Regions from separate parts of the Homo sapiens genome. Here region 1 is linked to region 2. A link is an interaction called in ENCODE POLR2A ChIA-PET data of the cell type or tissue named here. Cell type or tissue: Panc1. All regions are shown on one strand. Region 1 overlaps CHKA (choline kinase alpha). Region 2 overlaps KMT5B (lysine methyltransferase 5B).

Region 1 (5,000 bases), 90 kb before region 2:
AAAGATTATGACTGTAACAAACAACTCAAAGTTTTAAAGAAATCTCAGAGAAACAGTTATTAAATTCAGCTTCGTTGAGATCATACTTTGTTAACTGGGACTATCCTCTAAAATCTTTTGGATAATGTTATAAAAACAATACCTTCTCCACATTAGAACTTTATAATCTAAATCTGAGCTGAAAATTTTAATCAATATGTAGAACCAAGAATCATCAAGCACTATTGAAGATTTAACCAACATTGTACCTTCTCTGGATGTAAAACTGGGAATACTTGCACTAGTTTACTAATAAATAATAACTAAAAAAAACACGAATTAACTTAGAATGCAAACCAAGCTGTGCAGCCCAATTAAAGTAAAAGTAAAAGCAATATACTCAAATATCTTTAGTAACACCATTAAAGTATTTAAAATCTCTTTCCAAGGTATCTCAGCAAAGAGGATTTAAAATGTTAACAGGATCCCCCCCTCCCAAAGTAGCCTACCAACTCACCATCTGCAAAATCGCTCCATACAGCCGCAGGAGCACTTTCCGAGGCTCATCACCAAGGGTGGCTGTGGTGTCAGGTAGGGAGCACTGGAACAGCATGTTGCTAAGGCCGCCTCTGTCAGAAATAAGAGGACAGTAAGTATCTTTATTGCAGGTGAGCTAAATCACTCTTCTTGGATAAATATGGATGAAAAGTCAGGGTTACACAAGAACTGTTCTCATCTTATCTCGATTTATTCTCTCAATTTAACTCCATGAGTCACATTAAAAACAGACAAATTCCCTTTCTGTTTTTCTGCAGTAGAGGTGGGGAAGCGTTTTTGAAATTGCCCGTGTGGGCCGGGCACGGTGGCTCACGCCTGTAATCCCAGCACTTTGGGAGGCCGAGGCGGGTGGATCACAAGGTCAAGGAATCTAGACCATCCTGGCTAACACGGTGAAACCCCGTCTCTACTAAAAAAATACAAAAAATTAGCCAGGCGTGGTGGCAGGTGCCTGTAGTCCCAGCAACTCAGGAGGCTGAGGCAGGAGAATGGCATGAACCCGGGAGGCGAAGCTTGCAGTGAGCCGAGATGGCACCACTGCACTCCAGCCTGGGCGACAGAGCAAGACTCCGTCTCAAAAAAAAAAAAAAAAAAATCTTGAGGCAATATTTAAACCTTCTTCTCTAGGGCTTTCCATTTGATATGTATTAATAGTTCCAAGATCTTCTACGCTAGTGTTACTAAAAATCTGTCAACTGATTTTGACTAGGAGCTTGTTCAAAAAACTCCCAACATTAACTGGTTACCACGGCCTTCAGATGAAACAGGAGACCTCAATACTCTAATCACACACCAAGTAAGTAGCTAAGCAAGGAATCAAACCCAGGCATATGGCTCGAGTCCCTGCTTGTAACTAACCATGAAGAGTTGTCAAAGAGATAGGAGGCAAAGCTGGAGAGCACCATGTGCCACATTAAAGACATTACAGGAGGTCGGGCGCAGTGGCTCATGCCTGTAATCCCAGCACTTTGGGAGGCCAAGGCAGGTGGATCACCTGAGGTCAAGAGTTTGACACCAGCCTGGCCAACATGGTGAAAGCCTGTCTCTACTAAAAATATAAATTAGCCGGGTGTGGTGGCACACACCTTGTAATACCAGCTACTTGAGAGGCTGAGGCAGAAGAATCGCTTGAACCCAGGAGGCAGAGGTTGCAGTGAGCCGTTATCGCGCCACTGTACTCCAGCCTGGGCGACAGAGTGAGACTCCTATCTCAAAAAAAAAAAAAAAAAAAAAGAAAAAGAAAAGATAAAAGAAAAATGTCATAGGAGCTGCGTGAGCTGCAAAATCACCTTCCATCAGGACTACTCTCTATAAACCTCTATGACACAAACATCTCCATGTCCTATTACTGCTATAACAAATTACTACAAATTTAGTGGCTTAAAACTGAAAACAGATTCTGATCGAGCTCATTAATTTTTAAAAATAAGGGTAACTAGGTGGAAATGGGGAGTTGGTTTAAGTTTAATGGGTACAGAGTTTCAGTTTGGGAAGACGACAACATTCTGGAGACGGATGGTGGTGATGGCAGCACAACAATGAATGTACTTAATGCCACTAAACTATATATTTTTAAATTGTTAAAATTGTATTTTTAATGCTGCTTATTTTACCACAATTTTACTTGATTTTATTTATTTATTTATTTTTTTCAGAGAGGGTTTTGCTCTGTCATCCAGGCTAGAGTACAGTGGCACAATCTCGGCTCACTGCAACCTCCACCACCCAGGTTCAAGCGATTCTCCTGCCTCAGCCCCCCAAGTAGCTGGGATTACAGGTGTATGCCAGCATGCTTAGCTAATTTTTGTATTTTTGGTAGAAACGGAGTTTTGCCAGGCTGCTCTGGAACTCCTGACCTCAGGTGATCCACCCATCTCGGCCTCCCAAAGTGCTAGAATTACAGGCACACCATGCCTGACCTTATTTTACCACAGTTTTAATAAAAAAGTATGAAGTACTGATATATACTACAACATGAAACTTAAAAACATTATGCTAAGTGAAAGAAGACAGTCACAAAAGACCACATGTTATATGATTCCATTCATATGAACTGTCCAGAACAAGGAAATCTATAAAGTCCATTAGTGGTTGCCAGGAGCTGGGGTGGGAAGGGGTACTTAGGGGTAGGGGATGATAGCTAAAAGTTTCTTTTTGAAAGATGAAAATGTTCTAAAACTGACTGTGGTAACAGCTGCAAGTATCTGTGATTACACTAAAAGCCACTGGACTGTACAATTTAAATGGGTGAATTGTATGGTTTGTGAACTATATCTCATTTTCTTACCAAATAAAAAATTTGAATGTGCTTCTAGCACAAACAATTTTTTCCCAGATTTAAGTAAGACATATTTAAGAGGTTTTTTCAAAGGTTACTTAAAATGAAAAACCATCATGAGTCTCTAGGAACAAGACAGCAAGAGTCAGGATCTATTTTCCCAGAAGGTTGTCTACCTTAGTTAAAAAGAACAAAAATAAAAGGGAACCCAAAGTTCTTGTTTTCCCAAAGCAAGCTGTGAAGCAGGCCGACAGCGTGTAGATCAAAGGAACCAAAAGCAGCCTTAACCTTTCTGTTAAACTTGGCGTGGCGCCTCAACTGTGTGGCTTATCAGAATCCCCCTGCCGCGTCTGGTCACAGCCAACATGGGTTTCTGGCTACCAAGCAACAGAACGGGCATTAAAACAGAGTTAAAAGCCCTAGTTTTTCTTCCGGTCACATACTCTGGAAATCTCAGTCAAATGCAAAGGCAAACAGATGAAGTACTGTTCTAAATTGTGTAACCTGATTCAAAGTTTACCCCCGTACTGCTAAAGAAGGAAGGCAGACTAGCTTGGCCAGAAACAAGCTCACAACCTGGAAACCCTTCAACTGCTTTTTATTACCTGTAGCCTCTATTGTTCAATAGGTTTTAGTGAATAAATTGTCAATTATTTTTTAGTGACAGTCAAAATAAATGAAGCAAGGTGACTGGCACCAATAACCCAAACTGTGAGAAATTTACCTAGAAAAAAAGCCAACTACCAATGAGTCAAATAATAATATGACCAGGAACAATAAAATGTGGTAGGAAGAAATGCCAGAAATGGTAGCAAAAATGTAACAGTTCAATTTATCATATAATTTGTCAAAAATATCCTCCCAAGTAAAACCCCAGGAGCTCTCAAGGATTTGCAAGAAGTTTTGAAACCACAAACTTTATCACCTGGCATAATAGCTTTATAAGTCATAATTAGATATGAGAGGCATGGGCTGGATGTGGCGGCTCACGCCTGTAATCCTAGCACTTTGGGAGGCTGAGGCGGGCAGATCACTTGAGGTCAGGAGTTCAAGACCAGCCTGGCCAACATGGTGAAACCCTGTCTCTACTAAAAATACAAAAATTAGCCGGGCATGGTGGCACGTGCCTGTAATCCCAGCTACTCAGGAGGCTGAGGCAGGAGAACTACTTGAACCCGAGAGGCAGAGATTGCAGTGAGCCGAGATTGTGCCATTGCACTCCAGCCTGGGGGACAAGAACGAAACATCATCTCCAATAAATAAATACATAAATAAATAAATAAATAAATAAATAAATACAAGAGCGAAACATCATCTCCAATAAATAAATAAATAAATTTAAATATATATATGCACACACACACACATATATATGAGAGGCACAAGATACTCAAGCAAAATCTCAAATACAGTGACAATAACACACTTATTCCACACTCAACACAATGACAGGAAGGAAACAGAAAAAAGCAGGAAGTACCTGCTGGCAGGAATTCTCACCCCTGCCCTCCAGACCCAGTGGTGCACGCATCACTAACTGTCAACCCATGATTCCTTAAAACAGAATACTAAGGGAATAACAAGCAGTATAAAGAGGTTCTTTTTTTTTTTTTTTTTTTTTTTTTTTTGAGACGGAGTCTCACTCTGTCACCCAGGCTGGAGTGCAACAGCGCGATCTCGGCTCACTGCAAGCTCCACCTCCCAGGTTCACACCATTCTCCTGCCTCAGCCTCCCAAGTAGCTGGGACTACAGGCGCCCACCACCACACCGGGCTAATTTTTTTGTATTTTTAGTAGAGACGGGGTTTCACCGTGTTAGCCAGGATGGTCTCGATCTCCTGACCTCATGATCTACCTGTCTCAGCCCCCCAAAGTGCTGGGATTACAGGCGTGAGCCACCACGCTGGTCCAAAGAGGTTATTTTACATAAATTGTTGAGCAAAAATGAAATGAATCATTTCAGCTTCTCTTGATAGCCAGAAAAACAAGGCAAGAGAAAGAAATAAAAGGCATCCAAATTGGAAATGAAGTTAAATTATCCCTGTTTGCAGACAACATGATCTTACATATAGAAAACCCTAAAGACCCCACCAAAAAACTATGAGAACTAATAAGTTCAGTAAGATTGCAGGATACAAAATCAACATACAAAAATCAGTAGCAGTATTATTTCTAAACGGGAGGC
Region 2 (5,000 bases):
GAAAAGCTATCAACATTGTTAAATTTTTGGTAACAGCATAATAGCTTTATTGAAATACAATTCACATACGACACAACTCACTTTTTTTTTTTTTGAAGACAGGGTCTTGCTTTGCCACCCAGCCTGGAGTGCAGTGGCATGATCACAGCTCACCGCAGCCTCGAATTCCTGGGCTCAAGGAATCATCCTGCCTCAGCCTCCCTAGTAGCTGGGACCACAGGCATGCATCATCAAACCTGGTTAATTTTTGTATTTTTTTGTAAAAGTGGGGTCTCGCCATATTGTCCAGGCTGGTCTTGAACTCCTGAGCTCAAGCCATCCTCCTGCCTCAGCCTCCCAAACTGCTGGGATTACAGGCGTGAGCCACCACGCCCAGTCTTCTTTTTTTCACGCAGGCATTTACAAGTATAAATTTCCCTCTAAACCACCGCTTTGGCTGCATCCTGTAAGTTTTAGTATGTTTTATCTTTCTTTTAATTCACTTCAAAATGTTTTCTGATTTCCTTTTTGATTTCTTCTTTGACCCACTGATTATTTAGAAGTGTGTTATTTCATTTCTATGTATTTGTGAAATTCCCAAATTTCCTTGTTAATTTCTAATTTTCCTCCATTGGGGTCACAGAACATACCTTTTATGATTTCAATCCTTTGAAGTTTATGGAAGCTTGTTATACGGTCTAGCATATGTTCTATCCTGGAATGCTGCACTTGCACTTGAGATGAATGCGTATTCTGATGAGGTTCTATAGATGTCTGTTAGGCCTCATTGGTTTATAGTCTTAAGCTGTTCTATCCATTATTAAAAGTGGCGTATCAAAGTCTCCAAATTATTGCTGAATTGTTGATTTTTCCCTTCAATTTTGTCAGTTTTTCTTTCCTGTATCTTAAGGCTCTGCTGCTGGGAAAGTCACTGATTGTATCTGAGATGGGGCACTGCTCTGTGCTCTCCCATTTCTCATTGCTGGCTCTCTTTCTGCACCATTCTGGCCCAATAACATTCAATGTAAGGCTATGTCATCTTCACACACTGGGTTTTCCCAACCTAGCCCTCTATATTTATCTATGCTTGGTAAAGTGTAACCAAAGTAATGGCCATTTTCCTTTTTCTTTTTTTTTTTTTTTTGAGATGGAGTCTCGCTCTGTCGCCCAGGCTGGAGTGCAGTGACGCAATCTCGGCTCACTGCAAGCTCTGCCTCCCGGGTTCACACCATTCTCCCGCCTCAGCCTCACGAGTAGTTGGGACTACAGGCACCTGCCACCACGCCCAGCTGATTTTTTGTATTTTTAGTAGAGGCGGGGTTTGACCGTATTAGCCAGGATGGTCTCGATCTCCTGACCTCATGATCCACCCACCTCAGCCTCCCAAAGTGCTGGGATTACAGGCGTGAGCCACCACGCCCGGCCCGTAATGGCCATTTCTAAACTCTTTTTTTTTTTCTTTAAACAAGAGTCTCATTTTTTTTTGCCCATGCTGGAGTGCAGTGGTGTGATCTCGGCTCACTGCAACCTCTAACTCCTGGGCTCAAGTGATCTTTCCAACCACAGCCTCTCAAAGTAGTTGGAACCATAGACATGCAACACCATGATTGGCTAATTTTTTTGTAGACACGGTAGTTTTTGTAGACACAGGGTTTCACCATGTTGCCCAGGCTGGTCTCAAACTCCTGGACTTAAGCAGATCCATTCGCCTTGGACTCCCAAAGTGCCGGGACTACAGGTGTGAGCTACCACGCCCAGACGCATTTTCTAAATTCTTGTGTATCTATAATAATTCAACTAATTAAAACTGTTTTGCACTATGATACACAAAAGGAGGCCAACAGTGATTTCCTAAAAAACTTAAGATATGCCTAGTTTGCTGACCAGAATGAATACACACTGATGTGATCACTATATTTCTCAATTCTTCACGTTCACACTAGCTGCTAAGGAGTGAGGCAGGATGAGGGTACATGCTGCCAGCAGCCTCAGGAGTGAGTGGTGTCCATGCAGAGGACCACTCATTCAGTCTTGCCTCTTCCTACTCTTGTCCCAAGCAGGAATTCTGTCTGGTTTTCTATAGCAACAGTGACCTGATCTGAAATGGAAAGGTTAAGGGTAGCCTGGGCCCAATGAATCGCATAAACCCTAAAAGGTAAGAAGGAAATCTATCAGAACTTGTACAATCTGAAACTACAGAAAATCCCAGGCTAATCCAAATCCCTGGAAACAGGCCAATGCCAATCTGAATTAAGGATATTCAAAGGTGGCTAGATTCACGTTAGAAAAAGAAGAAAAGCTGTCCTCTTTAACATGACATACGTTTGGACATATAGCTGCCTAGTTAGGTATACACTTGTCCTCAGTCATTTTACTACTTTTAGAGGAACTATGAAATACGCACCAAATCTACAACTTCCTGAACTCTCAAAAAGCAGCCTCTTTCCTATCAAGAGGTATAGAGGAAATAAAGTAACTTATCAGCAGTGTTTCACTGTCAGGATGAACAACTGTCTACCCTGTATAAATAGAATAAATTGCTATGATTTGTGAGGCTGCCCTAAAGCAGTCAGTTCTATCTATCCTCATTCTACTTATGTAAATTACAGTTGGCGTCATTATTCATATTATTCCATGAAACATTTGTGGAAATTAGCAAAGAAGTACATACCTATACTTACATCTATTAAAAAAATACAGGTTAACCTGTAAGAAGTTCAATTAAAATTTTAAAAATTTAGTAAGACATATCAACCATTCAGGTAAATTCTACAAAATATAAAGTAACAGACAGAAAAGCATGATTAAAATAATTATATGAAGCATTAAACTTGAGTTTTATATAGTTTGATGAGAATAAAAATTGACACAACTTTGAGAGTAAAAAGACTATATTGTTAATTATGAAAATGCAAAAAATTATTTAAGACAAAAGAAAACAGAATACACATTACAAACTGGAAAGAATTACTACCCCATATCACAATCAGAACATTGAAGGTTTAAGTGTGTACATACATCTGTTCGACCTCCTCTCGACTGCATTTTTGCCAGCCTTCAGGGTGTCCTTCCCCGTGTGCTGTAATTTTGATTGATTCTGCTGATGGTCATTAGACAACTTGCCTCCATTTCTCCTGCCATTCACCACCATGTTCTTGGATTCTCCCAACCACTTCATACCCACAGACAGCCTGACCCAGGTGCATTTAGTCACTCTCTTCAAATAGCTTAGAGAATACTTTCAATGTTCTCTCCTAACAGAAACAAAATATGAAAAACAAAACAAAATGGGGAGATAAATACATGAAAGATCATGCTAAACAGACCCTTGAGAAAGATATATAATATTAAAAGGACAGTCATTCACAGTATAATGATGTTTTGGTCAATGACAGACCACATAAACAACGGTGGTTCCATAAGATTATAACAGAGCTGGACATACACTTCATAAAATTCGTATTGCCTAGTATTTACTATATTATACTTTTTACTGTTATTTTAGAGTATATTCCTTCTACTTTTTTTTAAGTTAACTATAAAACAGCCCCAGGCAGGTTATTCAAGAGATATTCCAGAGGAAGGCACTGTTATCACAGGAGATGACAGCTCCATGCATGCTACTGCCCCTGAAGACGCTCCAGTGGGACAAGATGCAGAGGGAGAAGACAGTGATATGGATAATCCCGACCCTGTGTGGGCTGAAGCTAATGTTTGTGACCTGTGTCTCAGTTTTTAATAAAAAAGTTAAAAAAATAAAAGTAGGAAAAGGTTATAGAATAAAGATATTTTAAAAAGAATATAGCTGAGCACAGTGGCTCATGCCTGTAATCCCAGCACTTTGGGGGGCCATGGCAGGCGGACTGCTTGAGCCCAGAAGTTGAGACCAGCCTGGGCAACATGGCAAGACCCTGCCTCTACAGAAAATAAAAAAGTGAGCCAGGCATAGTGGCATGAGCCTGTGGTTCCAGCTACTTGAGAGGCTGAGATGGGAGGTCAAGCCTGCAGTGAAGCTATGATTGCAACACTGTACTCCAGCCTGGGTGACAGAGCAACCCTGTCTTCCAAAAAAGAAAAGAAAATAATAATATATTTTTGTGTCTTTTTGTCTGTGTTTTGAGACAGTCTCACTCTATGGCCCAGGCTGGAGTGCAGTGGTGTGATTATGGCTCACTGCAACCTCAAATTCCAGGGCTCAACCAATCCTCCCACTCAGCCTCCCAAGTAGCTGGGACTAGAGGCAGGAGCCACCACATCCAGTTAATTTTAAAACTTTGTGTGTGTGTGTGTGTGTGTGTGTGTGTGTGTGTAGAGACGAGGTCTCACTATGTTGCCCAGACTGGTCTCAAACTCCTGGCCTCAAGCAATCCCTCCACCTTGGCCTCCAAAAGTGCTGGGATTACAGGCATGAGCCACTGTGCCTGGCTAAGAAAGAATATACATTCATTTATTTGAGACAGGGCCTTGCTCTGTCGCCCCGGCTAGAGTGCAGTGGTGCCATCTCTTCTCATTGCAACCTCCACCTCCCAGGTTCAAATGATTCTCCTGCCTCAGTCTCCTGAGTAGGTGGGATTACAGGCGTGCACCACCACACCCAGCTAATTTTTGTATTTTTAGTAGAGACAGGGTTTTACCATGTTGGCTAGGCTGGTCTCGAACTCCCAACCTCAAGTGATCCACCTGCCTTGGCCTCCGAAAGTGCTGGGATTATAGGCGTGAGCCACTGTATGTGGCCAGAATGTATTTTTGTATAGCTATATGTGTTTGTATTTTAAGCCAAGTATTACCATAAAAGAGTCAAAAAGTTTTTAGAAAAAAAAACTTTATAAAGTAAAACAGTTACAAGCTAAGGTTAATTATTGAAGAAACATTTCAAAATAAATTTAGCGTAGCCTAAGTGTACGGTGTTAATAAAGTCTACAATAGTATACATGTACTAGGTCTACGCAATTACTCACCACTCACTCACTGACTCATCCAGAGCAACTTCAAATCCTGCAAGTTCCATTCATGGGAAGTGC

The links. ChIA-PET counts read pairs that join two places held together with the same protein. Peaks named below come from ENCODE experiments on the same cell type or tissue, not always from the same donor. Only the 100,000 strongest peaks of a DNase experiment are listed, where the experiment ranks them.
Region 1: POLR2A ChIA-PET joins it to region 2 with 7 read pairs; 6 of 35 experiments call an interaction of 5 or more read pairs at or near these places.

Annotation. Positions count from the first base shown.
Region 1 is chr11:68,096,523-68,101,522 of GRCh38, forward strand. It overlaps CHKA (choline kinase alpha), which reads right to left. Exons shown (of 12, transcript NM_001277.3): 2 at 497-608. Among named protein-coding and RNA genes, the nearest start is that of CHKA, 22 kb to the right of the region's middle. In Panc1, no CTCF peak of the experiment used is centred here; no DNase peak of the experiment used is centred here; H3K27ac peaks cover 676 bases.
Region 2 is chr11:68,186,920-68,191,919 of GRCh38, forward strand. KMT5B (lysine methyltransferase 5B) reads right to left here. Exons shown (of 11, transcript NM_017635.5): 2 at 2,998-3,233. The coding sequence starts at 3,157. Among named protein-coding and RNA genes, the nearest start is that of KMT5B, 24 kb to the right of the region's middle. In Panc1, no CTCF peak of the experiment used is centred here; no DNase peak of the experiment used is centred here.